Linked DNA regions of Homo sapiens: all the other regions are linked to region 2. A link is a loop called in an ENCODE intact Hi-C map of the cell type or tissue named here. Cell type or tissue: B cell. All regions are shown on one strand. Links, peaks and the distances in the headings refer to the core of each region. The heading gives the core; the rest is flanking DNA.

Region 1 (9,718 bases), core at 1,719-9,718, 96 kb before region 2:
GGGTCAACTTGAAGAATATGCTACTTTTGACAAATTCTGTTAATATTCAATAAATTCTAAGTAATTAAAAAAAATTTTGGGGAGTGGCAGGTTCCAGAGAATACCTTTTCTTCTTAGCAGAAAGTTCCCCTTCCTCTGAATGCCACTGTAACAGATGGACAGAGCATTGAGCCTTAAAGATAAACTGACTCAGGCAAATTGCCAAGAGAAGCAAGACCCAGAACCTCTCCTAAGGTTCTCTGCAAAAGAGCCCAGATTGGTCTCAACAGCTGAAAGACCGCAACAGATCCCAACTGCCCTCATGATCCAGCCCCATGAGATGGTGCTACATCCAGTCTACAGTGCAAAGCCAGGTAAAGCCAGGACTCCACCAGAAATTAGGCACTTTCTATGTGCCAGACACTGTGCTAAGAGTTACACCCATACCATCTTCCATAACCCACACAACCTCTCTAGGAGGAAGTGGATTCTATCCCCATTTCAAAGCCTAAGCTTCTACCCACTAGGTTATCCTGCTCAAGGGTGTGGAAAGAAGTGCTCCTCTACCAGTCTGGGCCAGGAGCTCAGCTCAGCTCAGCTAGGCCAAGAGGCAGTTCCTGCCTGCTACCTTCGTCCAGCCCAGCCTAGTGGTGTGGCCACTTGCCCTGGCATCAGGCTTACTATCTAGATGCAGCTGCGAAGAAGTAAACAGGACAATTAGTGTTTATAGTAAGGGATTACTCATAAAGGTTTGCCCAGATTGGCCGGGTGTGGTGGCTCACGCCTGTAATCCCAGCACTTCGGAGGCCGAGGTGGGCGGATTACCTGAGGTCAGGAGTTCGAGACCAGCCTGACCAACATCCTTGAAACCCCGTCTCTACTAAAAACTACAAAAATTAGCCAGGCACGGTGGCATGCACCTATAGTCCCAACTACTCAGGAGGCTGAGGCAGGAGAATCGCTTGAACCTGGGAGGTGGAGGTTGCAGTGCGCCGAGATTGCATGACTGCACTCCAGCCTGAGCGAGAGAGCGAGACTCTGTCAAAAAAAAAAAAAAAAAAAATTTTCACCCAGATTAAACATTCTAAGGAAGAGCAGAGAAAAATAAATGAACCAAACAAAGATTTAAAAAGTCAATGGCTAACCTTGCTAAAAACAGTTTGCATTTGGTATTTTGCCAAGAGTGAACTTTGTTCTCAAGTGGGTTTATTTTTACAACCTCCAAGTGCTAAATTTAACCTTGTTGGCTGCACTTGCTGCTGGATTCGGAGGGCAGATGCTGCTTGTTCTCAAATGGCACTTGGGTTGTGTGGAGGCTCTGCATAGCCGCTGTACTTAAATGCCAGAAATAGATTTTTAAGGGGTTTGTGCTGATAACTGCCATTTGGAACTTGTGGGTACACGCATCATGCTTACTCACTGGATTTTTTTTTTTTTTTTTTTTTTTTAGATGGAGTCTCGCTCTGTCACCCAGGCTGAAGTGCAGTGGCACGATCTCAGCAGACTGCAACCTCCGCCTCCCGGGTTCAAGAGATTCTCCTGCCTCAGCCTCCCAAGTAGCTGGAATTACAGGTGCGCACCACCACACCCAGCTAATTTTTGTATTTTTAGTAGAGAAGGGGTTTCGCCATGTTGGCCAGGTTGGTCTCGAACTCCGGACCTCAGGTGATCCATCCTCCTTGGCCTCCCAAAGTGCTGGGATTACAGGCATGAGCCACCACACCTGGCCACTCACTGGATTTTTATTTATACCTGGAGAGTGCCGAAGCTCTGAACTAGGCCTCATGGGGATGGGGACAAAAGCTGAGAAACTACCTCTGGTGCAATCCTTACCATGAGCTCTTTGTATAATTCCAGCATCTTACTGCCACAGAGGAAGATGTGGGGCAGGCGGGTGTTTGAAGAATGTGAAATGCAGATTTTCATCCAGTTCTTGCAGAAAGCAACAAAGTCAAAGCCCTCCCAGGACCCAGACAATGGGGATTTTCAGGACATACACTGGCTTTCACCTGATTTGGATCCATGTATATACTGCCTTTTTATTGAGACAGGATCTCGCTCTGTGGCCCAGGCTGGAGTGCAGTGGAGTGATCACAGCTCACTGCAGCCTTGATCTCCCAGGCTCGACCTCCTGAGTAGCTGAAACCACAGGCATGTGCTGCCACACCTGGCTTATTTTTATACTTTTTCTAGAGATGGGGTTCCCAGGCTGGTCTCAAACTCCTGGACTCAAGTGATCCTCCTGCCTCGGCCTCCCAAAGTGCTAGGACTATAGGCATGAGCTACCATGCCTGGCCTATATACTGCCTTTTAATATGAGGCCTTTATCCTGCTCTAAAATTCTTTCCTGATTTTTGATTCTTGTAAAATCTAGTTTAGCAATGGGGTAGAGTATTTCCTGAATCCTCAGTGTTTTTCAATAAATTGGAATTTCCTCTTCCTGTTTAATTTCCTCTTATATCCCAGAGTCATTGCTCACCAACTTCCTAATGCACCTTGAGAGAACATTAGGACTTTGCCGTACAGAAATAGGGGGCAGAGACCAGGTCCCTAAGGGTGAGCTAGGACACTAACCCTGCTGTTGTTATTCACAATCCTCAGCATTTTCATTGTTTTCTACTCCTGAGAATCCTCTCTTCAAAAGACATTTGTTGAGCACTTGTTCTGAAGCAAGGACTGTGCCAGAACCCTGGGACACAAAATTAGTAAGACCAAGTTCTTATTCCCAGACAGTCCATAGTCTTGCAGGGGAGACTGACATATATCCCTGGAACTCTAACACTGTGTGATTGGTACTATGTTAGCAGGCTGAACAAAGTGCTTTAAGAACACAGAGGAAGGAGAGCTTAACTTGAGGGCGGGGTTGGGAGTGTGTGATGGTCAATGAGGGCTTAGCAGCACTGTGACTGAAGAGCTAATTTTATCAGACTCCATTAGGTATTTAATGATACTCAGTAATAAGGCTTTAGAAATGAGTCAGAATTTGCTTTTTAAACATGAGCCAAAACTTCAGTTAAAAGGGTACCTCCTGAAAAATAAAAAAGAAAATAAAAATAATCAAAACCAAGTTTTAGAAGACACAGTCACTAACGCGGTATGTGTGTGTAGAATTCAAGTGGGACCAAAGGTGAAGCTGTTGGCTGAGACGGGGCTACCCCTGCTGCAGACACTCCTAGTAACACTTGCTGGAGCTGTAAGCCAGTGGCAGATGCTATCATCCCCACTGTCTCCAGAGAGGGAAATAGGGGGGAAGGCCTGCCACACCCAAAGGGGCAGACCCAAGGGGTCGCTTTTGTTCTGTGTGGCCACAACCAGCTGGAGGTGAGGGTAGGGGACACCTCATTCCATACCAGAAACCTCTAAACCTTTGTTCTGTTTCAAAAAGTTAGGCTGGCTCGATCAGATTTCCCTCTAGGGAGTGTGGAATTGGGAAACTGTGGACCAAATCAGCGAGCACCAAGAACTTACAGACGTGTGTGCTGCAGAAAGGGGCACTGACTGGTGAGACTGGGGAATTTGAGAGAGTGATAAGCAGGGTGGCAACCACTGTAAACCATGGCAAACAAGGTTATGCAAAAGGGAAGCTGGAAGAAAGAAAGGAAGGCAGCTGGTGGGGAGAGGAGAGGGGGCAGATTGGCAGAGAGAGGTAGAGACTCAAAGAGAGACAGACATACAGACAGGTGACTAGTGCCGCCTAAATTCCTAAGATTTCCAAGTCCTGGCCACATGTATCCTGTCAATAAATTTCCCCTACTTTTTTATAGTATCCTGAATGGCCTTTGTCCTCTGACTCTGTTCACATAAACATGCGTAGCCTCAAACAAGAAGAGAGGAGGGATCAGGAGGCTGGGGGTGCCTCCTGCTGGGAACCACAGCCACCAGCTAATGCCCCTTTTACAGTATCTTACTTTGTTGTTTCTCCTTCCAACAACTAGTCTGGATATAATCAATGTAATCCTTCTCTATTGTTTTCTCCAAGTCATGCAGAGAAGCTCCTCTGTAGGCCTTGTCAAAGTTTTTATCCACAAAGTAAGGCACCTGCAGGTTCTGAGTTTCTCTAGAAATGGTGTAGCCCAAGGTCCTGAAACAAGGAGAGAGAGGCTCATGTGAGCTCATAATATTTGGCAATATTACTCTTAGCACTGCCCTCACAGATATCATCATCATCATCTGCTCATAGAGCAGAGGCAGATATCATTTTCTAATATACCCAACACTTCTTATTTCCCTAGCAAAGTTGTAAGTATAACATCATCATAATTGTATTATGTAAGCAAGTTCATACTATGAATTCAGCTTCAGCATAGTTTATTCTCTTAAAGGACTCACCTCTCTTATACTGCTCTCTGTGCTAAAAGTAGAATGCTGAATGCTTAAAACAAACAATTTTTACGTTGTGTAGGATCTAGTATGGTACCTGACAGAGTAGGCTATTATAAATGCTGGTTGAATGAACTGATTATGTTATATAGCAAATTATTTACAAAAAAAACAGATAGCTCACACCAACCTAGAAGCAATATTTTGGACATGATAAAAAGTACTTCGCACATAGCTGCTAACTGAGAACTGCAAGAAACTCAGACAAAAGATTTCAATGATGCTTTAGAGCTAACTCTCTGTGGGTCCAAGACATCCAAAGGTATCTGGTGCTTAGCAACATTAATAAGAGTACTGAGCTGACTAATTCTAACCATAAGGAAACATAGAAGGGACCTCAAACTCAAGTTAAAACAATGTGACAGAAATGGTTTTCTTCAAACTGGACAAATTCTACATTAAAGGGGCTATATTTTATTTGGCCTTTTTCCGGCCCTCTCCTTTGATCCTCTCTAATTAGAGTAAGAGCTGAAGCCATGACTGCTCTCCCCTCACTCTAAGGTTTTGGGGGAGCTTACAGAGCAGGTCCGTGCTTACCCCGCTGGCCTCACAAGAAAGAAAGCTAAAGTGCCATATGGAAAAACATGAGAAGCTGGGAAACAGAGGGAATCAGGCCAGTGTGGCCTGATGGCAAAAACCTCTCTATGAAGGCTAGGTGCAGTGGCTCATGACGGTAATCCCAGCACTTTGGGAGGCCAAGAAAGGTGGAGGTCAGGCGTTCGAGACCAGCCCAGCCAACATGGTGAAACCCAGTCTCTACTAAAAAATACAAAAATTAGCCAGGTGTGGTGGCACATGCTTATAATCCCAGCTACTCAGGAGGCTGAGGCATGAGAATCGCTTGAACCTGGGAGAAGGGGATTACAGTGAGCCAAGATTGCACCACTGCACTTCAGCCTGGGAGCCTGGGTGACAGAGCAAGACTGCTTCGAAAACAAAAACAATAAAAAGAAACCTCTCTTTCAGCCTCAGCTTCGCTCTCTGTAAAAGGAAAATACTAGCCGGGCGCGATGGCTCATGCCTGTAATCCCAGCACTTTGGGAGGCCAAGGTGGGCAGATCACCTGAGGTTAGGAGTTTGAGACCAGCCTGGCCAACATAGTGAAACCCTGTCTCTACTAAAATATAAAAATTATCCGGGTGTGGTGGTGCGTGCCGCCTGTAATTCCAGCTACTCAGGAGGCTGAGGCACATGAATTCCTTGAACCAGGGATGTGGAGGTTGAAGTGAGCCCAGATTGCACCACTGCACTCCAGCCCAGGCGACAGAGTGAGACTCTGTCTCAAAAAACAAAAACAAACAAAAAAGGAAATACTGACCTGGATTGACCTGGAATGATGGTCTTGTCTACAGTGATCACTGACAAAGACTCTTCCTGTTATATATTGTCTAATAAATTCTACTTTTAAAAGGTTTTTTTCCCACTAAATTATAATAATGAATAATAATTTATTATTCATTATTAACAAAAAAGATAATCTAGTGATTCTCAAACTTCAGTGTGGACCAGAATAATCTAGAGGGTTTTTTAAAACTCAGACTTCTGGTCCTACCCCCAGAGCCTCTAATTCAATGGATATGGAGGGGCCCTAGAATCTGCCTTTCTAACATGTTGCCTGTTGATGCTGACGATGGCTGGTCTGGGGACCAAACTTTGGGAACTGAATCAACTGAAAGAATTAATTGAAGAAATTTTTAAAAATCCTATCAGAGTTTATAATCTATACGCAAAAAGCATTACAAGGAATTTCTCTATTTTCAACAAAAACAAAAAAATTGAAAATAATCACTTGATCCCCATTATTAATACTATGCTCCGAGACCCACAGGGTCCAGCAATCCTATCAACAGCTTAACAGAGTCTTTCTAACTCTACCATGGTGTGATAATGAGTTCATCTAAACCTTAAATTCTACTGATCCTTCAAAAACCAGTTACTGCTGTTCTGCAGCTGACCAGATGATGTCACTATAGAACAAGACAATCTATTTCCCGAGGCACACAGGAGACTGCCTCAGTATTTTTGAGTCTCAGCACCATGACTACCCAGCTGTTCCTTTAAACATCAAATCGGTGTTTTCTACAGCAAAAGGTGAAATGAAATGTTAGTAATGTATCAGCAAAACCTTCAAGTCTTTCACCCCCAGACTGTTACTGAGAAAGATTTAGAAATACCAGACTTACGATTTATAGAACAGACTATATGGGGGATTAGTAGCCAGCAGCTGAGTAATGACAGATATAATCACAATCACAAGAACTGGAAGTAGCTGAATAAATGCAGAATATGTAGTCTGAAAAAGAAAAAAAAATAAAAACTTGCTGTAAGTGTTCTTTTTTTTTTTTCTGTCGCCCAGGCTGGAGTGCAGTGGTGCGATCTCGGCTCACTGCAAGCTCCGCCTCTCGGGTTCACGCCATTCTCCTGCCTCAGCCTCCCGAGTAGCTGGGACTACAGGCACCCGCCACCACGCCCGGCTTAGTTTTTGTATTTTTAGTAGAGACAGGGTTTCACCGCAGCCAGGATGGTCTCGATCTCCTGACCTCGTGATCTGCCCACCTCGGCCTCCCAGAGTGCTGGGATTACAGGTGTGAGCCACTGCGCCTGGCCTGTAAGTGTTCTTTATCAATATAAAGCTTATTGAAAATAAGATAGTTGCTCCAAAGAAAATAACAAATTATCAATGCACTGCATAGGAGGATCCACAAAGCCCCAGGCTTTTCTGGGAAGGCTGTACTTTCAGCTGAGAAGTACAGGTTGGGCAGTCCTAATCAGAAAATTCAAAATCACAAATGCTCCAAAATCTAGAACTTTTTGAGTACCAGGATGACACTTAAAGGAAATGCTCATTGGAGCATTTTGGATTTCCTTTTTTTTTTTTTTTCTGAGACATGGTCTTGCTCTGTCACCCAGGCTAGAGTACAGTGACACAAACATGGCTCACTGCAGCCTTGACCTCCTGGGTTCTGATGATTCTCTCGCCTCAGCCTCCTGAGAAGCTGGGACCACAGGTGCACACCACCGTGTCCAGCTAATTTTTAAATTTTTGTAGAGACAAGGTCTTGCCATGTTGCCCAGGCTAATCTCAAACTCCTAGGCTCAAGCAATTCTCCTGCCTCAGTTCCCCCAAAGTGTTAGGATTACAGGTGTGAGCCATAGCACCCAGCCTCAGATTTTCAGATTAGGAATTGTCAAATATATAATGGTATAATGCAAATTTCCAAAATCCAAAAAAAAAAAAAAATCTGAAATCTGAAATACTACTGGTCCAATTTACTTCAGATAAGGGATACTCAATCTATACCAAATAACCTTTACTCTCTCTGCTGAGCAGGCTGAAGGAGGTCCAACAACAACCTGGATTGACACCCAGTAATCCCCCTGCAGCCCCATTAATAAGACCAATGAAGCAAACATCTCTAGGTAAACCTGCCCAGACTGTGCCTCTTACAGTAGTGGGGCTCTAGGAGCCAGGTTAGCATCATGCTTGGCCACAGCTGATTGGACTCAGGGGACATCCAACTCTGGCAGAGGTAATCACGTTTTCTCTCCTAGGAATTTGGGGTTGAAACTCATCACCCTTCACTTCTGGGTCATCACTTTAAGGAAGAACACACACTCTCAGGCACTGTAGACTGGCTATTTGCAAGGGGAAGTAGAACAAGCAAAGCTGCTTGGTGAAAACAAAACAGAGGCAAAGAGTGGCAGGAAAACTGGAGACAATCTGGGCCCAAAGAGTCCTGCAGAGCACAGCTGCTTGGGAGCCTGACAGTATCCCAGTTCCTTGTTCCTGTCTGTCATGAGGCCCAGCTGTGCTTCTTGTCCTTGAGCTTCATGAGACTCTTTTGATCCCTTACCTTAAACCCCCTTTAGTTCTAAATATTTTGAAGAGGATTCCTATTTTCTGCAGCCAAGAAAATTATGAAGCCGGAGCGGTGGCTCATGCCTGTAATCCTAGCACTTTGGGAAGCCAAGGCAGGAGGATCACTTGAGCCCAGGAGTTTGTGACCAGCCTGGGAAACATGGTGAGAAATAATCTCTACAAAAAATGAGCTGGGCATGGTGGCACGCACCTATAGTCCCAGCTACATGAGAGGCTGAGGTGGGAGGATTGGTTGAGCCCTGGAGTTTGAGGCTGTAGTGAGCTGTGTTTCTACTATTGTACTCCGGCCTGAGTGACAGTGAGACCCTCTCTCAAAAAAAAAAAAAAAAAAAAAAAAAAAAAAAAAGCCTTGATGAAGTCAGCCCCACAGATTGCTGAGATTCTGGGAGAGCCACCCAAGAATGGGCAGAGGGAGGGGATACCATTCTGCCTATTTAGGCCAATTTTCCAGCTCTTCTAACCATTGCTTTTGCTTTCCTAAAGCACATCTTTCCTAAAGCAACATATCTCAGGTTCAACTTCTAAAACTTGACCATGTACCATCAAGGTTGGCCAAGTACAACTGTTTATGGGCAGCAGTGCTCCTCCCTCCCTAGGTACCTGAGGTTTCTCTTCTTCCTCCTCCTTCTGAGTCTGTGTCCTCTCATGTCGGTGCCGTCGACGGTAATAGTAAGTGTCATCTGTCACATTTGAAAACATATGAATATTTCCTGGAAAAGAAATACATGGTATGGGATATGGCAAACACTCCTTCCCTGCCTTTTTCTTTTTTTTTTGGAGATGGAGTTTTGCTCTGTTACCCAGACTGGAGTGCAATGGGGTGATCTCGGCTCACTGCAACCTCTGCTTCCTGGGTTCAAGCGATTCTCCTGCCTCAGCATCCTCAGTAGCTGGGATTACAGGCACCCGCCACCATGCCTGGCTAACTTTTGTATTTTTAGTAGAGATGGGGTTTCACCATGTTGGCCAGGCTGGTCTCGAACTCTTGAACTCAAGTGATCCACCTACCTTGGCCTCCCAAAGTGTTGGGATTACAGGCGTAAGCTACCGCGCCTGACCCTTCCTTGCCTTTTTCAAGGTCCTTGTTCCCAGCTAGGTTTGTTAAGGATAGAGTATTGGCCTATTTTACCCAGTAGAAAAATAAGACAATAGGCAAGCCAAGTGAACCAGCTGGAGCTAAAGCGTGCTGAGCTCTCCTGACTTCATTTAAATAGTCCTTTGCAACTAGTGAGAGAGAACCCCGAAAGGCTAGAAGAGAGAGAGCATTAGGGCCGTGAATCCTATCTGGCATGTTCACGTCTGCTTCCGTGCCCAATACCATATTGTGTCACTGGTATCTTTTAATAGCAACTCATAAAATTCAATTTACTTCCTGGGCATTGAATTATACCAACTTCCAACTTGCTGGGGGGTACTTTCCTATCTTCTATCTTTGTAAGTGCTATTTTACACAACAATAATAGGCATTTTGTTACTTAT
Region 2 (10,062 bases), core at 875-8,874:
AGAGCATCAGCAAAACCCTCCGTTTTTCTTGAAACTTTGAACTTCATGGAAGTTGCTCACCTTCTGCCTAACCACAGGGAAATGGCCCCAGGAAGTCTTCCCAGTCCCCATGTGGGTGAGGGCCTTGCCTCCTGTTCCAGGTCCACCCACATCTTTCCTATTTGGCCATGTCCATGTGTTATTATTACTGTTGGTTTGGTTGTTGGCTTCTTGGACAGACTATAAACCACAGGAGGACAGGCTTCAACCTTATTTATTCTCTGCTATGGCCCCAAGGCCTGGCACACAGCAAATGCTCTGTATAGAGTCATGAATGAGTGAACAAACAAATAAGTGAACAAACAAATAAATGAACAAACTCAGGATACCGGAACAATCCCTTAAACTGCCTGCAGGGCCAGGTTTGGCAGAAGAGCCTTCCTCTTTATGAACACAGATGGCAGAAGTAGGACAAGTCAAAGTGAATGTCAAATTTTTGTTTTAAATCAGGAAGAACCTTCTAATAACATAGATTGCATTGTGAAGTAGTGAGCTGTGGTCACCAAAGGGGTTTACAAGAAGGCTAGTGGGCTCTCTATGAGGAACAGTCTGCAGAAAGAATTCCAGACTGGACAGAGGTTGTGAATTCCCAAGGTCCCACGCCAGCTGGGCTGTTGAGGAAGCCATGAATGTATCTTTATGGCGAGGGAGGATTGAGGAGATAGATTTTTTTTCCACTTGAGGAATTTGGTTTTTTCGTTTGTTTTTGCTTTTTTCAGTTTTTTTGAGACAGAGTCTCACTCTGTCGCCCAGACTGGAGTGCAGTGGCCCGATCTCAGCTCACTGCAACCTCCACCTACCAGGTTCAAGCAATTATTGTGCCTCAGGCTCCCGAGTAGCTGGGACTACAGGCACGTGCCACCGTGCCAGGCTAATTTTTCTATTTTTAATAGAGACGGGGTTTCAGCATGTTGGCCAGGCTGGTCTCAAACTCCTGGACTCAAGTGATCTGCCTGCCTTGGCCTCCCAGAGTGCTGGGATTACAGGTGTGAGCCACCGTGCCCAACTGGAATTTAGGCTGGCTGAGCAGAGCTGGCCAGGTTCACTCATCCATACTTCCCCATCCCAGCCCATCACTTCTCAGGCCTGCAAGAGGCCATGTGACTGGCACTGGTGACACCTGGTGGCCAGTTGGACAAGGAGAGAGACAGCTGTCTATCTGGTTCATGGCTGTATCCCAGGCCTGGCAAAGAGAAGGCTCTCCCCTTTGAGGGATGAATGAATGAATACAGACTAGAAAGAGGAAAAGGAGGAATAGATACTCTCTCTTTAGCCTGGAGACCCACCAGGGCAATGAACCAAGACTGCATGAGAAGGCCAGAAATTCATCTGCTCAGGGTTGTGCAGACAGAAGGGCCTCTGCTCTCTCTTACCTCCCTTGTCTGTGCCTGTCCTGTGTTCTAGGGCACCTGTGAGGCAGGGGAGGGGCTATTTTGGGAAAAGGCTGATGTTAATTAAAGCTGCTTCTGCATCTGAGCTTAATCATGCTCTGAAGCTATGAATAGAGAGACCCGTGGGCTGGGTTGGAAGTGCCTGAGCAACACTCCTTTCAGAGAGAGGACACTGAGGCCAAGAGAGGGCAGGAGCCTGCCTAAGGTTCCAGAGCCAGGACTCCCAGCTCCAATTCATTAAGCCGTAGCACTGGTCACCTAAGATAGAAACACAGAAGAAAACAGTTGGTGTGGAGCCTGGAGGAGCAAGCACAAGCACCCTAGCCTGGCAGGCAGGGAGCGTTAACATCACCACTGACTCCGCCCGGCATGCACCTTTCCTTCCAGCCAAAAAGCCGAGGATCTGTGGGCTGCACCAAGTGTGCATCCCTCCCAACTCACCCAGGCTCCCTCCTCTCAATCACTCTGCTTTACACCCATCCCTTCAAGTGTATGGGCTGGCTTAACCTCTCTGGGCCTCAGTTTCCTAATCTGCAGAGGGATTGTTTGAAGTGTGAAAGAGACTATGTGTCAAGTGTATAGAACAGTATTTGACACATGGTCAGCATCCAGTAAGAACTACAGCTGCAGTCAGGCGCTGTGGTTCAAACCTGTAATCTCAGCACTTTGGGAGGATGAGGCAGATGAATCACCTGAGGTCAGGAGTTCAAAACCAGCCTGGCCAAAGTGGTGAAACCCCATCTCTACCAAAATACGGAAAGATCAGCTGGGCATGATGGCACATGCCTGTAATCCCAGCTACTCAGGAAGCTGAGGCAGGAGAATAGCTTGAACCCAGGAGGCAGAGGTTGCAGTGAGCTGAGATCACGCCACTGTACTCCAGCCTGGGCAACAGTGTGAGACTCCATCTCAAAAAAAAAAAAAAAAATGCCAGGCGCGGTGGCTCACACCTGTAATCCCAGCACTTTGGGAGGCCGAGGCAGGCGGATCACTTGAGGTCGGGAGTTCAACACCAGCCTGGCCAACATGGTGAAACCCTGTCTCTACTAAAAATACAAAAAATTGCTCAGGTGTGGTGGCACACGCCTGTAATCCCAGCTACTCGAAAGGCTGAGTCAGGAGAATTCCTTGAACCCAGGAGGCAGAGGTTGCAGTGAGCCGAGATTGCGCCACTGCAGTCCGCAGTCTGGCCTGGGCGACAGAGCGAGACTCCGTCTCAAAAAAAAAAAAAAAAAAAAAAAGACTGTCTCAAAAAAAAGAAAAAGAAAGAAAGAAAGAACCGGCCAGGCGCGGTGGCTCACGCCTGTAATCCCATCCCAGCACTATAGGAGGCTGAGGCGGGTGGATCACCTGAGGTCGGGAGTTCGAGACAAGTCTGACCAACATGGAGAAACCCCGTCTCTACTAAAAATACAAAATTAGCCGGGCATGGTGGCACATGCCTGTAATCCCAGCTACTCGGGAGGCTGAGGCAGGAGAATCGCTTGAACCTGGGCAACAGGAGCGAAACTCTGTCTCAAAAAAATTAAAAAAAAAGAACCACAGCTGCGATGATCATGTTTATTCTAATTAAGGCTCAATTTAAATCCTTCCCACAACTCCCAATTAAATGGGGAGAAACGTACTTGAGGTCAGGGTCAGAGTTCCTTGACTCTGTATCCAGAGAAGGACCAGAACACAGGGTATAGCGTGGTCTGTGTTGGCTCTAGGCAGCATCAGCTGGCTGGTTTCCTACAGGCTGGGCAGGGACTGGCCCTGCTGTCTGAACCTGGCTTTCTTGAGGCTGTAATGGCTTATTTATCTAGACTGGGCTTGGGATTTCTCTGATGGGTCAAAAATCAGAGAGACAAGGTACTGCTGGAGTACAAAGATGCCATCTGAAGCTGGGCGCAGTGGCTCATACCTGTAATCCCAGCACTTTGGGAGGCTGAGGCAGGTGGATCACCTGAGGTCAGGAGTTCGAGACCAGCCTGGCCAACATGACGAAACCTTGCCTCTACTAAAAATAAAAAAAATTACCCGGGCATGGTGGCGCACACCTGTAATCCCAGTTGCTTGGGTGGCTGAGGCAGGAGAATCACTTGAACCTGGGAGGCAGAGGTTGCAGTGAGCTGAGATCGCACCATTGCACTCCAGCCTGGGCAACAAGAGTGAAACTCCATCTCAAAAAAACAAACAAACAAAAAAAAAGATGCCACTGCTAGCTGCCCTGGATAGTACAGGTAGGACTCAACGCCCCAGTAGAGCGGTAGAGATGGGTCAAGAGGTCCACAGAGACCACAGAGAAGAAAGTTGATATATGCACACAGGTTCTCCTTGGCATCCTTGGGAGGAGATACATCCTTAAACTAGACCCCTGTGGGTGACAGCTGGAGGGGGACTGGAAGGGCCCGATACTCCCCAATCACTTCTTCTCCTCCACCCCAGGGATGGCTTATTCTAGTTCCTCTTCTCTCTCACCAGATGCCAGGTGCTAGAATTGTCTCAAGCTTGGAATATGTCCAGATATTCATTAATTCAATACTTAACACATATTTATTGATCCCCTTCTCTGTGCCAGGCACATTGCTCTGTGAACAAGACAGACACAACCCTTGCCATAAGGAGTTTACATTCTGACTGGGGGACAAAGAAGCAGACAGGCAAAACTCCACTTAAGCACTGTTTTAGGAGTAAGCCTGGGGCTTCAGGAGAGCAGGAGAGGGATGACCTGTAATCTCAATGTGAAGGAAGCAGAGGAGGTGTAGTGTCTGAGTAGGGGGAAACTACACCTCCTGTGCTGTGTACAGGCTAGGAGGGAAGATAACCCTGTTTTTGGCTTTTTGGGGTTTTTTGTTTTTTTTTGTTTTGTTTTGTTTTTGAGACAGAGTCTCACTCACTCGTCGCCCAGGCTGGAGTGCAGTGGCGCAATCTCGGCTCACTGCAACCTCCACCTCCCGGATTCAAGTGATTCTCCTGCCTCAGCCTCCAAAGTAGCTGGGATTACAGGCGTCTGCCACCATGCCGAACTAATTTTTTGTATTTTTAGTAGAGACGGGGTTTCACCATGTTGGCCAGGCTGGTCTCGAACGCCTGACCTCAAGAGATCCGCCCACCTCCGCCTCCCAAAGTGCTGGGATTACAGTAACCCTGTAATTTTTCCGGAGCTGCAAGAAGCGGGTCTCAACTAAGGAAACCTGGTGAAAATGCGTGCCACTCCCAGGGATTCTGATTTGATGGGTCTGGCACAGGGACCCAGAATCTGTGTATTAAACAAGCTCCACCAGTGATGTTGATGCAGATGACTGTGGATCCACCCAGAGGGAGGCTTTGTGAAAGATGGGCTGGAGGGTGCAGGGTCCAGGCCTCAAAGGCTGGTGGGTCAGACCGAGAAGTTTGATCTTTATATGAAAGGAAGGCTGCTGAAGATCATCAATCCTAGGAACAACATTATCTTTACAAATACCCTTCCTCAGAATCGCTTGAACCCGGGAGGCAGATGTTGCAGTGAGCCGAGACAGTGCTACTGCACTCCAGCCTGGGCGACAGAGCGAGACTCCGTCTCAAAAAAATAAATAAATAAATAAATAAAATAAATAAATAAATTTCCTTCCTCCAGCTGCAGGGCAAAAAATGGGTTGAAGAGCCGGACTGGTGGTAACTGGTGTGGCCATCCAGCCTGGAGTCGATGTTGGCATGAATGAAGACACAGGCAGTTGGGACAGAGAGAAGCGAGTGGGATGTGGAGGTGACCCGATGAAATACTGGCCCGGAGATATGAGGCATGAGGCGGGGAGCACGAGGGTGTCGAAGGGCCAAAATGTGGTAAGAGAAGCCGGAGGAGTGTGAGGACAGGTGGAAGGGATCCAATGTGGGATCTAAGGGGTCTGAGACCACCGTGGCCGCGGGAGGCAGGAGAAGGTACCGCAGAGCTCCCGGTGATGTGTCAGGAGGCCCTACACTCGCGCGTGCACTGGCTCGCAGTTTGGACAGAGACCCTACAGGCCAGGCCGCAGCTGCGCCCAGACCACCCCCAGCGGGTGAAGACTGCCGCGGCGGCGCAGTTCCCGGCATGCCTCCGGCCGGTGACTTCATCCGGCCCGGGGCCAAGGCCCGGCCTCCGCTAGAGGGCGCTGCTCTCAGCAGCCGCGCCGCCCGGATGGACTCGCGCCAGAGTAGGACAAGAGAGGCAGGCGGCGGCTGCTCCGTGCGGCTCCCACGCCTCTCGGGCGGCAGGTCCTGCCTCGGACCTGGGACCACTGGCTGGCGCCTGTGGCTCACATCTCCACGCCTTTGCCCGCTCCTCCCAGGAGCCCGAGTCAGAAACCTGTGCTTCACCCTCGAGAGCGCTGCCATCCTCCCCCTCAACCAGACGGGCATGGCGTCTGGTTGTCCGTCCTGTCTTCTCATCGTCTCAGAGCCCTTCCCTGACCCCTACCCTCTCTCAGACCAACAGGATGATGACAGGAAGAGGATCCAGGACCAACTCCTAGCGGTGACCTTGAGAAAACAATCTCATACCCCAGTTTCCCTTACAATGCAATGGAAATAATACTAACAACCCTGGAAGAGTGTTGGAAGGACTAAACGAAATCATCTTTTTCAGTACTAAGCAGAGGCTCAGTGAGCATCAGCGTTTTTTTGTTTGTTTGTTTGTTTTCTTGAAACTGGTTGGAGCCCAGGCTGGAGTGCAGTGGCATGATCTTGGCCCACTTGAGCCTCAATTGCCTGGGCTCAAGCCATTCTTCCTCCTCAGCCTCTGGAGTAGCTGGGACCACAGTTGCATGCCACCACGACTGGCTACTTTTGTTCATTTTTTTTGTAGAGTTGGGGTCTCTCTAAATGGTCTTGAACTACTGGACTCAAGCGATCCTCCCACCTCGGCTTCCCAAAGCACTGGGATTACAGGCATGAGCCACTGTCCCCGGCCAACATCAGCTATTTTAACACTTCTCTCTGTTGCTGGAATGTACTCACTGGCCCCAAACTCTTCAGTGGCTTCTGACTGCCCTCAGGATCAGTCCACACGTTTAGCTTGGCATGCACAACCCTTTCAGTCTCGTTTCTTGTCATCTCCCACGTCCTTTGTGTGCTTTATCACAGGCTTTGGCCTGAACACTCCTTTGCCACCTTTTCTACCTGCCTAAACACTCCTCACATTTTGAGACCCAACATAAAAGCATTCCTATCACACATACCACCTGCACCACCTCCCCCATAATGATCCCAAAGTTTTAAGATGCCCAGAACATCTTTGCTGCTGCTGCTTCTTTTTTTTTTTTTTTTTTTTGAGATGGAGTCTCGCTCTGTCGTCCAGGCTTGAGTGCAAAGGCGTGATCTCAGCTCACTGCAACCTCCACCTCCTGGGTTCAAGCAATTCTCCTGCCTCAGCCTCCCGAGTAGCTGGGACTACAGGTGTCCACCACTATGCCCAGCTAATTTTTGTATTTTTAGTGGAGATGGGGTTTCATCATGTTGGCCAGGGTGGTCTCGATCTCCTGACGTCGTGATCTGCCCACCTCGGCCTCCCAAAGTGCTGGGATTACAGGTGTGAGCCACTGCACCCGGCTGCTTCTTTTACCAGTAACAAAATGGAAACACTAAGGGACACTATGTCATTATTATAGATATTCTTGAGCACTCTATGCTGACTTTTAAGGACAATAATAGTCCTTCTTCTGGGTAGGGTGTGTTGGTGGTAGATGGCTGGGGAGGTGAGTGAGCTGGGATATTGGATGGGAAGAGGATGAGGAAAGAGAAAAGGAAGGGAGCTCCCAGAAAGGTGTGGTGGCTCATACCTGTAATCCCAGCACTTTGAGCTGAGGTAGGAGGATCACTTGAGCCCAAGAGTTTGAGGCCAGTCTGGGCAACATAACAGTCTGGGCTGTCTCTACAAAAATAGTAGTGGTGTGCGCCTATAATTTCAGCTACTTGGGAGGCTGAGGTGGGAGAATCGCTTGAGCCCAGGAGGTCGAGGCTGCACTGAGATATGATCACACCACTGCACTCCAGCCTGGGTGACAGAGTGAGACTCACTGTTTATTTTTAAGTAAAAATAAAAAGAGTCCGGGTGCAGTGGCTCACGCCGGTAATCCCAGCACTTTGGGAGGCTGAGGTGGGTGAATCACGAGGTCAGGAGAACGAGACCATCCTGGCTGACAAGGTGAAATCCCGTCTCTACTAAAAATGCAAAAAAATTAGCTGGGCGTGGTGGCGGGCACCTGTAGTCCCAGCTACTCAGGAGGCTGAGACAGGAGAATGGCATGAACCCGGGAGGCGGAGCTTGCAGTGAGCTGAGATTGTGCCACCACACTCCAGCCTGGGCGACAGAGCGAGACTCCGTCTCAAAAAAAATAGAAATAAAAATAAAAAATAAAAAAAATAAAAAAGAGAACTTCCCCCACCTCTCTAAGGTGTCCAAGCCCCGAGGAGGCCACCTCCCAGGAACCAGGTCAGGCATCCAGATAGAACTGACTTATAAGTTCTTGACCAGATGTGGTGGCTCACACCTTTAATCCCAGCACTTTGGGAGGCCGAGGAGGGCGGATCACTTGAGGTCAGGAGTTCAGCACCAGCCTGGCCAACATGGCAAAACCCCATCTCTACTAAAAATACAAAAATTAGCCAGGCGTGGTGGCTCACACCTGTAATCCCAGCTACTCAGGAGGATGAGGCACAAGAATTGCTTGAACCTGGGAGGCAGAGGTTGTAGTGATCATCTGAGGTCGGAAGTTCAAGACCAGCCTGACCAACAAGGAGAAACCCCATCTCTACTAAAAATACAAAATTAGCCTTGGGAGGCCAAGGTGGGCAGGTCACAAGGTCAGGAGATCGACACCATCCTGGCTAACACGGTGAAACCCTGTCTCTACTAAAAATACAGAAAATTAGCCAGGCGTGGTGGCAGGCACCTGTAGTCCCAGCTACTCCGGAGGCTGAGGCAGGAGAATGGCGTGAACCCAGGAAGCAGAGCTTGCAGTGAACCAAGATTGCGTCACTGCACTCCAGCCTGGGCGACAGAGCCAGACTCTGTCTCAAAAAAAAAAAAAAAAAATTAGCCGGGCGAGGTGCCTTTAATTCTAGCTACCCTGGAGGCTGAGGCAGGAGAATCGCTTGAACCCGGGAGGCAGAGGTTGCAGTGAGCCGAGATCGCGCCATTGTGTTCTAGCCTGGGCAACAAGAGCAAAACTCCATTCCCCCGCCAGCCCAAAGGAAAAAAAAAAAAAAAAAAGAACTGGTTTATAGGTTCTTGGGGGCAGGCACTGCACACACTCATTTGGGCAGTATTTTCAGCTGTGGGAATGGGTGCCTCTTAATCACCTGCCCACTGGCATCAGGTGCCCTGAAAATCAAAGGCAGGTATACGTGAGGAGGCCAGTCAGATAGGGGCAATGCAGGCTAATGGAGGGTTTGAGCTGGCAGCCTCTGTGAGGACTAAATGTAGATCCCAGCAGAACCCTATCAGTAACCTAATATGCACATGCCTATGCCCAAAGACCTTCAGTCTCCCAGTCAGGTCATCCAAAGCCTCCGCTCAACTAGGCCAACCTCAGAGAGGGGAGGGACACAGGATAGAAAACCCCTTCCCAACCATCTCAATCCTAGTGTTTAGCAACATGTGTGCCAGACCTTGGGCTAACCGATGACAGATATACGGGGCAGATACAGTACCGCAGTAATGCCATCCTTTCTCTCTCTCTCTCTTTTTTTTTTAATTATTATTTTTTTAGATGGAGTCTCTCTCTGTCACCCAGGCTAGAGTGCAGTGGCGTGATCTCGGCTCACCGCAAGCTCCACCTTCCGGGTTCAAGCAGTTCTCCTGACTCAGCCTCCCGAGTAGCTGGAATTACAGGCACTCGCCACCACACCGGGCTAATTTTTGTGTTTTTAGTAGAGACGGGGTTGGTCACGAACTCCTGACCTCAGGTGATCCACCTGCCTCAGCCTCCCAAAGTGCTGGGATTACAGGCGTGAGCCACCGCACCCAACCCGTCATCCTTTCTCTCTTAGGACTCACAGTCTAATGGGGGGAGACAAGTAAACCATGGGGAAAAGGCATGAGACGTGCTGTAACGGGGTTAAGTGAACTAGGAGTAGGCAATGTAGTGCAGTGGTTGGAAGCCTAGACTGGCATCAGATGATGCTACAAGAGTGCTTAGTGCCATGCATGTCCTGTAGGGAGTGATCAATAAATATTTACCTGATGCTATTTACCCAAGATGCTATTGAAGAAGCAAAGCTTATTTTACAAGCCTTCTGCAATTTCCCCAACAAATGTGAACTATCCCTATTAAATGTCTGTAGTTATCTTCCATAGACCCCTTGAACCTAGATGGGCACCCTGCCCTCTCACAGATAGCCTGGGTCCATCACCTGAACGGAAGACAATGGAGAGGGGAGCACAGGGGAAATGGCTGGGATGACAATAGGAGAAAGAAAGACTGGGGGAGGAGCTGGCACCTCCAAAGGAGGTAGCTCAGGCCCCTAGGGTGCCAGGGAATACCAAGGGGGCCCATCTGGTGGAAAGGGGTCCCTGGAGGACTTGTCTTGGAGGTACATTTGCATAAGAATAAGAAAGCATCTGGCTGGGCACGGTGGCTCACACCTGTAATCCCAGCACTTTGGGAGGCCGAGGCGGGCGGATCATTTGAGG
Region 3 (10,062 bases), core at 1,152-9,151, 110 kb before region 2:
TCTCGACACCGCACTCCAGCCTGGGCGGCAGAGCAAGACTCCATCTCAAAAAAAAAAAAAAAAAGGTTGGACAAGAATTAACTAGAACACAAACTCTGAAAATACAGAAATGTCTAAGCATTTAAGATTTCAAAAGAGAAGACCTGGTAAAAAGTGAAGGCACAGCATGGAAAAGAGGAGACAGGTGAAGGGAGAGAATGAAGACATGAGTTCACCGGGTCATGGGACGAGGACTGTTGAACCTCCTTCCCAGGCGTCCAGCTAAGTGGAATTAATTACTTGTGAAGTTCGTTTGGGAAAAAGAATTAGAAATTTGTGTGACTCTTTGAAAATAAAAGCCTGTGGCACCCGATGGTGAGAGAATGGTTAGAAAATCCCTTTGAGAGTAAAGAACTATGTAAGTGTAAAAACCAAACTGAAACCACACAAGGGGAGTTTGTAGGGGTGGGAGGCACTGGCCAGGGTGAGGTTCACATCACCAGACTGGCTCAGGAGGGCTTGTGTCCCACAGGAGGGGTTTAGAATATTCTGGGGGAGGCAGCCAGGACCTGTCCCCATGACACACACACCTTCCAACAAGCAGATCCAAAGCCCCGTGAGCTTGACTGATCTCTGTTGGAAGGAAATGACCTAGGGGAAGGAGGTCTCTGGCCCTACCAGGAAAGAACCCCAGGTTCTTTTTTGGGAAGTAAGGGGATGCCCAGGGAGAGGGCAAGACTGAGGGGACCAATGGTCTCGAGCATGGGGGCAGTGACTGCCTGTTGCGCCCTGCCATGGCAGGAGCCAGTGACCAAACTACTATGAGACCTGTCAGCCTGCCTGGCCAGATCAAGATGTCAGCCTGCTGCCATCTTCCCAGTGAGAGCACTCACTAGGGGAGAGAGAAGGCTGAACAGGTGAAAGGCAGGGTACTCAAGGCTCCACATGGGAGCCCCATCAGTAAGGACCTTGAACCTCTTGCGCTTGGGCTCTGGCCTACTGGAGATCTGCTGCAGTGAACAAAGCAGATGTTGTGCCTGGAATTCATACCTACTTTTTTTTTTTTTTTTTTTTTGAGACAGAGTTTCACTTTTGTTGCCCAGGCTGGAGCGCAATGGCATGATCCTGGCTCACTGCAACCTCTGCCTCCTGGGTTCAAGCAGTTCTCCTGTCTCAGCCTCCTGAGTAGCTGGTATTACAGGTGCCCGCCACTATGCCCGGGTAATTTTTGGTATTTTTAGTAGAGATGGGGTTTCACCATGTTGGCCAGGCTGGTCTCGAACTCCTGACCTCATGTGATCCGCTTGCCTTGGCCTCCCAAAGTGTTGGGATTACAGGCATGAGCCACCGCGCCCAGCCCATACTTAAACTGGGTAAGGGGAGTTTAGCATTCCGGGAAATGAAAGGGGCTCCTGAGGTGTACGGGCATGTGTAGCTGACTCAGAAGGTGCCCCACAACTTATGGCACCAACTGAGCCAAAAAAGTGGCCCCCAGGCATCTGCACAGAGCAGAGTTGAAAACTGGCAGCCCACAGATATTTTACTTGGCCTACACGATAGTTTTAAAATTTCAAAATCAACTGCCAACACTAAAAAGTCAGAAAAGCTTCCATTAAAACTTGGTTTTGGCTGGGTGCGGTGGCTCACGCCTATAATCCCAGCACTTTGGGAGGCTGAGGTGGGGGATCACCTGAGGTCAGGAGTTCGAGACCAGCCTGACCAACATGGTGAAACCTCATCTCTACTAAAAATACAAAAATTAGCCGGGCATGGTGGTGCACACCTGTAATCCTAGCTACTCGGGAGGCTGCGGCAGAAGAATCACTTGAACCCAGGAGATGGAGGTTGCAGTGAGCCGTGTGCCACCGCACTCCAACCTAGGCAACAGAGCAAGACTCCATCTCAAAAAAAATAAAACAACTTGGTTTCACTGGGCATGGTGGCTCACACCTGTAGTCCCAGCTACTTGAGAGGCTGAGGTGGGTGAATCACTTGAGCCCAGGCATTTGAGACCAGCCTGGGCAGCATAGTGACACCCAGTCTTAGAAAAATAAAAATAACTCTTAGTTTCCATTTTAAAGATCTGGCAATCCTAGCCCCCTGTCACCACATGCATCCTTCCCTATTGAGTCCTGACCCTGAGACTAAGGATCAGGTCCCAAATAGGACAGTGCTTGCCCTGTGTTCCTCTTGTATCAGTTAGGAGTAACCCATCAAAAGTGGGAAAACAAAAGGTGGACTAAGAAGGTTGTATGTTTCAGGAAAAATGGGAGCAAGCCCATTCCTTTATGGCGGTGAAGAATATAGTACACCGACTGCTTCCCTCATTTCCGTGGCCTGCCTGGTCCCTTAAGGCCTTTTCGAAGGTGTGGCCCACCCGGGCCTGCCTGTATCCTCAGCTGGGGACAGGTGTTAGAGTGAAACCCTGCCTTTGACACAGGCACTGGGTGGTTAGGAAAGAGCCCGTTTATATAACCGTGGTGGAGAGCACGGGCCTCCCGCCTACCATTGCACTTGGTGATGAGCTGGTCCTTCTTGCTGGACTCCTGAAGGACTTTGCTCTTGACACTGGAGAGCCTGGGTGGGGAAGATAAGATGGGAGGGTGGGCAGGCTAGCAAGCAGATGCATCCCCCAAACCCCACACCCCGTACTGAGGCCCACTCACGCTTTTTCAAAGGCCAGCTTCTCTTTCTCCAGCTGCTTGGATAGCACCTCTACCTCTCCGAGGGCAAACTGTAACTTCTCCTCTTCCTTGGCCAGGAGGACCTTGGTTTTGGCATGGGCAGCTTTCTCTTCCTGCAGGGGCAGCAGCAGTCACCTCATTACCCTAGGCCGCCTTGGGTCTCCTAGACTCCCTTAACCAGCCCCCCTTCTCAGAGGGACACACAGAAGCCAGAGCACAGGGAGATTCTGGCCACCTTGCTACAGGGGCTGGAGGTTCTCAGAGGCCGACCTTTCTTTTTTCTTTTTTCTTTTTTTTTTTAGACAGAGTCTCACTCTGTTGCACAGGCTGGAGTGCAGTGGCATGATCTCAGCTCAGTGCAACCTCCACCTCCTGGGTTCAAGCCAATTCTCCTGTCTCAGCCTCCCAAGTAGCTGGGATTACAGGCGCCTGCCACCACGCATGCTTGGCTAATATATATATATGTATATATATATTTTTTTGTATTTTTAGTAGAGACAGGGTTTCACCATGTTGGCCAGGCTGGTCTCGAACTCCTGACCTCAAGTGATTTGCCCGCCTTGGCCTCCCAAAGAGCTGGGACTACAGTTGTGAGCCACTGCACCCATCAGAGGCTAATACTTAATGAGCCTGCCTAACCACAGGGATCCTGGGAAACGGGGGAAGATTAGGAGACCGCAGAGGCCATTACTTACCACCAGCTTCTTCTCCACTGCCTGGAACTCTTCTTTACTGACAAAATTTTCGTCCTGGAGAACCATCTGCAACAGAGCCTGGCTGAGGGAGGGCCTGGGGCTGGAGTAGAAGGGGCGCCCTCTAGGGACCAGGACCAAAAGCGGATAACAGGATGATGCTCGTGGTACCTAGGATGAGACTGAGGCCTTGGGAAGGGAGAATTCAGTTCCACAGATAAACTGAGACTCAGCTCTAAGTGCTGCCCTCAAGGAGCAGCCAGTCTCATGGAGGAGGCAGTCCACAGTTAGCACTTCTAACATGTTGTGTGCCTTGATGGGGAGACATAAGGGGATCTGGGGCTCAGAGGAGGCCCCAACCCAGCCTGGGGAAGGGTCAGAATCACTTCCGGAGAAGGGGATGTTAGACCTGAGATCTGACTGCTATATAGGGTGGGCCAGAAGAGGGATAGAGAGAAAAGCACTCTGGATGGTGGGGACACACATGCCAAGGTCAGCTGCCAAGAGGAAGACCTGGGTACCTTCAGGGAATCAAAGGCAATTCAGTGCCTAGAGCTCCATATATTTTGTTGAATGAGAGCATTAGGGTAGCAAATAGGACAGGTCTCTCTCCCCTTTCCCCCACATTCAACTTCCCAGAAGGGAAGAAATTGTCTAAGAACAACTTAGAATGAGAAGTAGATGTGAAGCCAGTTTTATTTCTGAGATGGAGATACATCCTAACCTTCTTATCAAGACAGGAAAACAAAACCAGAAAAACCATGAACTCCAGATGGCCAGGATTCTATCATGCCTACCCAGGTAATCTGTGACTGCAATGCTTTGCACCCATTAGCTGGGGTTTGATTGAGAAGGCAAAAGCTAAGGCATGTAAAGTTCTTGGAGGCCCCTAAGTTAGCGCTGGCAAGGGCCAAATCTGCGCTTACTGCATTCAACACGGCACTGCCTTTGACTCTCGGGAATGGTGTCCATAATAGAAGGGATGACAGTTTCTCTGCCTGCACAGGAGGGCCATGGGAACTCAGTGACGTCATCTCCACTGAAAATGGGGAAACTGAGGCTCAGGGACTCTCTACCAGCTCTTGCAGCAACCAGGCAAACGGAAGGGAGAATATGGCTTGATTTTAGTTAAAATTCCCTGGTTCAGGAAGGTCCGCCCCTTTTTGGCTCCACCCCTACCGACTGAGCCCGGCCTCCTCCTGATGACGCCATGGGCCATGCGTTCTAGCCACGGCCCCCGCATCGGAACAGGTTCTGGCCCCGCCCCCACCAGTGAGGCATCCGGCCCCGCCTCTCCCCAAACTCCTCTGGCTGCATACCACGTTCCTCAGCTGGTGGATTAGTTCCTCCTGAGACTCAATCACGTCCCGCAGTTGATCTAAAGCGAGACACACAGATCCTGACCCCGCCTTCGACCACCCGAGGGGCGTCGCCATCTTCCGCCCCCGCCAGCTAGTTGGAAATGGCTGCCTCGGGGGTGATCCTCGCCGTCGCCCACCAATGAGAATGCGACGCCACAGAGCACCCTGGCAACGGGGGGCGGGGACTTCCTATGTTAGCGGGGCGAGGGGCCGCCTCTTAAAGGAGCCGCCTGGAGCGGGGAAACTGCTGACAACCCTTAAGGCATTTAAGTTTACAGGAAATTGCGCTTTTATTGCGTCTTCTGTTTCTCACGCAGTCCTGAGAAGCCGGCAGGGCCCGGCTTGTACTTTCCTTGCCTGCGAGCAGGCAACACTCAAAACAGCAGCCCTCAGCCTTCACCCAGGGCCTGTTAAACTGCATGACCACGAAGCAAGAGCCAGCATAGGCAACTCCTGCATCTTTAGCTTCTCATGCCTCTTTCTCCAAATCTTTATCCTAATCTCCAAATTTCCTCCATTGTATGAGATTCCAGCCTCCTGGAACACACTTAGTACTTAGGGGTCCTAAGCCTAAGCACGGAAGATAGACGAAGATAAAAAATGAGAATGGCTACACCTGAGATCAAAGTCTTCATACTCTGATACCAGGCTCTGGGCACTAGAGTCTGCACTAGAGTCATGTGCCACCACCCGAGGAGGAGGACCCTGAAGAGATTAGGAGGACTGAAGAGGGCTTGAAGGAGGAGAGTTTAGTAAAATGAAGTCAGGGAAGGATACGGTGATTACGCACACTCACCAAGTCTCTATTGAAGGCTTTTTTTTTTTTCTTGGAAACCCAAATAAGATTAGGTTTGGAGAACATCAGAGCGAATATATATTGTGTTCACTATTTCGTGGCACCGTTATGTTTATATTATTTCATGTGACCCTCATGGAACTCCTATCAGCCCCTTTTTACCTAGGCTCTATGAGAATGAGAATGAATAACTTGCCCAAGGTCACTCTAGTAAGTTGTGGAACGGAGTTCTGCTATGGGCAGTTTGGTTCCAGGGTCCGTGTTTTTGTTTGTTTGTTTTTTGAGATGTAGTCTCGCTCTGTCGCCCAGGCTGGAGTGCAGGGACGTGATCTCGGCTCACTGCAAACTTCACCTTCCGGGTTTAAGGGATTCTTCTGCCTCAGCCTCCCAAGTAGCTGGGATTACAGGCGCCCGCCACCACGCCTGGCTAATTTTCTTATTTTTAGTAGATACGGGGTTTCACCATGTTGGCCAGGCTGGTCTCGAACTCCTGACCTCAGGTGATCCGCCTGCCTCGGCCTCCCAAAGTGCTGGGATTACAGGCATGAGCCACCGCGCTGGGCCTGGAGTTCATGTTCTTAACCAGGATGTTGTGCTGCATTTGTGTTGCACGTCATGGGTGGAAGTTATGGAATTTGATACCCCCAAGTAGGAAATGACTATACTAACAAGGAGTTTGGAAAAAAAGTTACCAGTGACTATGAAAGGAGGCAGAAAGCTCAGGGTAAGTCATTCAAGCCGCTCCCCAAAACCCCCCGGGGGGCCTGACAAACTTGGCCATCCCTGTGGTTCTCTCAGCGGGAGCCCTTGTTTTGTTTCTTGCGTTTATTTTCATGGACTTGGAGACAAGGCCATCTCTGCTGACCTCTCTCTCTTTTTTTTTTTTTTTTTTTTTGAGACGGAGTCTTGCTCTGATGCCCAGGGTGGAGTGCAGTGGTGCGATCTTGGCTCACTGCAAGCTCTGCCCCAACCGGGGTTCACACCATTCTCCTGCTTCAGCTTCCCGAACAGCTGGGACTACAGGCGCCCGCCACCATGCCCGGCTAATTTTTTGTATTTTTAGTAGAGATAGGGTTTCACCATGTTCTCTTTTTTTTTTCTTTTTTTCTTTTCTTTTTTTTTTGAGATGGAGTCTTGCTCTGTCGCCCAGGCTGGAGTGCAGTGGAGCAATCTTGGCTCACTGCAACCTCTGCCTCCCAGGTTTGAGCGATTCTCCCAACTCAGCCTCCCCAGTAGCTGGGATTACAGGCAGCTGCTATCATACCCAGGTGATTTTTTTGTATTTTTGTAGAGACGGGGCTTCACCATGTTGGCTAGGCTGGTCTCGAACTCCTGACCTCAGGTGATCGGCCAACCTTAGCCTCCCACAGTGCTGGGATTATAGGCGTGAGCCACTGTGCCCGGCCGACCTCTGTTAAAGGGCCTAGAACAATACAGTTCAATAGAACTTCTAGTGATGAAAATGTTCTACAGCTGCACTATTCAATAGCCACTAGCCACATGTGGCTCTTCAGCAGTTGAAACGTAGCTCATGTGACTGAGAAATTGCTTTAAATTTTTTATTATTTTCTGAAGATCACCTTAATCATGGCTCTTTAAAATTTTTAAATTTTTAGTTTAAATGGCCATGTGTGGCTACTGGCTACTGTACTGGAAAGTGTGTGCCTAGAGGGCACTGTGTAGGTTGTGTGCCTCAGCACAGACCCTCTCAGAACTTGGTGTACCAAATGTGAATGTTCACCTGAATCACCCTTCACAAAGCTGCACATTCTTCTGGGGCAGTGATTCCTGAGCCTTCCCCAAGAACTGCACTTCCTCCCTAGGATCTTTCATGAGGCACTGCTTGATGTCCCTTGATATCCAACATCCACCTTCACCAGCTGGAACAGGCTGCTCTCTGCGTACTTGGGGCAAAACCCTGGAGAGCAGTAGGCTCCAGCAGCCACCTGGGGGTGGAAGCTTATGAACAAGAGAGAACCCTGGATCCAGGTCTGCACCTGCTTCCTGGCATGGACATGAGGGGTGGTCACCCTGGTTGGGCACTGCCACAGACTCCTCTATATGTTGAAAGGCACTTTGGGCTCCTGGTCAACCAGGACTCAGTGAGACTCAGGATGACATGACATCACAAACAGCTCTGTGATCCTGCCAGGGAAGGGTTGCCTTTCTGCACAGGCTTGTCATTTTGGCTGATGTTCTGGTTATCTATTGGTGCATAATAAACCACCCCCCAATTTTTTTAAGTCATTGAAAAAAATCATTTTGTTCATGAATCTGGAATTTGGCAAGGCTCAATGGTGAAAGCTTATCTCTGCTCCATGCAGTGTGAACTGGGATGGTTCAACGGGGAGTTAGAAGTTCCAGTTCCAACATGGCTCACTCACGTGACTGGCAAGTTGGTGCTGTCAGCTGGGAGCTCTGCTAGGGCTGAGGACCAAAGGTCTTGGTTCCTCTCCATAGGCTGCCTGGACTTTCTGATAGCATGAAGACTGGGTTAAAGATAATCATTCAAAGTGACAGAAAATGGAAGATGCCAGTTTCTTAAGGCCTGGGCCTGATACCTGGCATAGTGTCATTTTTGCTGTATTCTATTGGTCAAGGAGTCAGAGTCTAGATTCCAGAGGAGGACACACAGATTCCTCCCCCTACCCCACCACCTTTCAATGGGAGTAGTGTCAAAGAATTTGGGCTGCACTTCTAGAGCAAATCCTTATGACAGATGGGGCACCACTCCCTTCAAGGTTCATTTCAGGTAAAACCAGTCAGGAACTTAGTCTAGTGGGAAAAGTCAGACAATAATCAAACAACCAGATAAATCTAAAGAGAAACTTAGCCAGGTGGGGCTAAGATTCTGTGCAAGGGAAAGCTTCTGTGAGGAAGTGATGTTTGAGCTGAAGCCTATTAAGGTAACTAGGAAGCACTTAGCAAAGAGGGTAGGGGCAGATGAGTAGGTAGGGATACCAGAAAGAGGAAGCAGTGTATACTTTGTGTATACAAAGTCCCTGGGGCAAAAGGGGCTGGTAGAGTGTAGTAATTAAAGGGTAGCATGGCATAAAAGAAAAAGATTATAGGGCAAGAGGGGGCTTGGGTAGTGGGTAGAGACCAAGAACTTGGCAGAGCCTTGCTAAGCAAGGTAGGCCATGCTAAGGATTTTGGTGATTTTTATTTTAGGGACAAAAGAAAGCTACTGAAATATTTTAAGCAAGAGGATGACGTGATCCAATTTATGCTTGGAAAAGATCTCTTTGGTTGCAGTGAGGTATACAGATTGGAGTGGGGCTGTGTAAGTGCACAGAGACCACTTTAACCGAGAAGGCTACTGCAGTGAAAGTGGATGGTAGTTTGAGAGTCAGATAGTGTCAGAGATGAGAGTAGGTTTAGGATATTCTGGAGGTAAAATTGATGGAACTTAACAGAGAGAGGGAATAAGGGAATATGGGGACAAGGAAAAGGTGTTTTGGCTGTCTATTGCTAAAAACCACCATAAAATGTAATGGCTTCAAACAGCAACTTTTTTTTTTTTTTTTTAAAGACAGAGTCTTACACTGTCGCCCAGGCTGGAGCGCAGTGGCGCGATCCCAGCTCACTGCAACCTCCGCCTCCTGGCCTCAAGCAATCCTCCCACCTTAACCTTCCTAGTAGCTGGAACTGTAGGTGTGCAGCTAATTTTTATATTTTTCGGTAGAGACAGGGTTTCATCACGTTGCCCAGGCTGGTCTTGAACTCCTGGGCTCAAGCCATCTGCCTGGCTCAGCATCCTAAAGTGTTGGGATTACAGGCATGAGCCACTGCACCTGCAAAAAAATGGCTGCAATCATTTTATTATTTGCTCACAATTCTGCAGACTGAGCAGGACTTGGTGGGGCAGCACATTTCTGCTCTGCCCATCATCTGGGGTAACACAAATGGCTCAACTTGAATTATGTGTTTGGGTCCTCAGTTCTTGCTGTCAGCTTGGTTGCTGGGTTCTCTTCTGCATGGCTTCTCCTTTGGTTAGTGTAGTGGTCTCAGGTAGTTGAATTTACATGGTAGCTGGCTTCCCTCCAAGTACAAAAATGGAAGCTGCCAGTTTTGCCACATTCTGTTGGTTAAAGGTCAAAGGCCAGCCCCGATTAGAAAAGGGACTACACAAAGGCATAAATATTAGGGGATGCCAAATTAAGTCTACCACACAAAGTTTCCTGGGTTTTTGACTTTTTAATTTTTTTTTTTTTGAGACGGAGTCTTACTCTGTCGCCCAGACTAGAGTGCAATGGTGCAATGTCGGCTCACTGCAACCTCCGACTCCCAGGTTCAAGCGATTCTTCTGCCTCAGCCTCCTGATAGCTGGGATTACACACACCCGCCATCATGCCTGGCTAATTCTTGTATTTTTAGTAGAGATGGGGGTTTCTCCATGTTGGTCAGGCTGGTCTCAAACTCCCGACCTCAGGTGATCCACCCACCTCAGCCTCCCAAAGTGCTGGGGTTACAGGTGTGAGCCACTGTGCCTGGCCAACTTTTTAATTTTATTGTTAGAGACGGGGTCTTGCTATATCACTCAGGCTGGT

Evidence for each region. Peaks named below come from ENCODE experiments on the same cell type or tissue, not always from the same donor. Only the 100,000 strongest peaks of a DNase experiment are listed, where the experiment ranks them.
Region 1: a loop joins it to region 2, with 12 times the contacts of the local background. A loop is called at or near these places in 106 of 110 quality-filtered maps.
Region 3: a loop joins it to region 2, with 5 times the contacts of the local background. A loop is called at or near these places in 7 of 110 quality-filtered maps.

Annotation. Positions count from the first base shown.
Region 1 is chr5:139,416,166-139,425,883 of GRCh38, forward strand. DNAJC18 (DnaJ heat shock protein family (Hsp40) member C18) reads right to left here. Exons shown (of 8, transcript NM_152686.4): 5 at 8,840-8,949; 6 at 6,543-6,652; 7 at 3,888-4,060. LOC124901082 (a long non-coding RNA gene) reads left to right here and starts at 1,430. Exons shown (of 2, transcript XR_007058960.1): 1 at 1,430-1,551; 2 at 1,837-2,427. RefSeq lists an enhancer at 3,666-4,171 and a silencer at 6,197-6,346. In B cell, for the core only: a CTCF peak has its summit at 6,324; a DNase peak (open chromatin) is centred at 6,336.
Region 2 is chr5:139,512,570-139,522,631 of GRCh38, forward strand. It overlaps LOC124901083 (a long non-coding RNA gene), which reads left to right. Exons shown (of 2, transcript XR_007058961.1): 2 at 1-365. Among named protein-coding and RNA genes, the nearest start is that of STING1, 35 kb to the left of the region's middle. In B cell, for the core only: CTCF peaks have their summits at 1,220, 5,519 (motif pointing right) and 5,718; DNase peaks (open chromatin) are centred at 1,152 and 5,542; H3K4me3 peaks cover 1,156 bases; H3K27ac peaks cover 1,040 bases.
Region 3 is chr5:139,399,270-139,409,331 of GRCh38, forward strand. SPATA24 (spermatogenesis associated 24) reads right to left here and starts at 4,820. Exons shown (of 6, transcript NM_194296.2): 1 at 4,675-4,820; 2 at 3,359-3,424; 3 at 2,646-2,776; 4 at 2,486-2,556. The coding sequence starts at 4,791. RefSeq lists enhancers at 123-342, 753-802, 4,184-4,757, 4,583-4,812, 4,758-5,330. In B cell, for the core only: no CTCF peak of the experiment used is centred there; DNase peaks (open chromatin) are centred at 3,662, 3,852, 4,742 and 8,442; H3K4me3 peaks cover 1,548 bases; H3K27ac peaks cover 3,392 bases.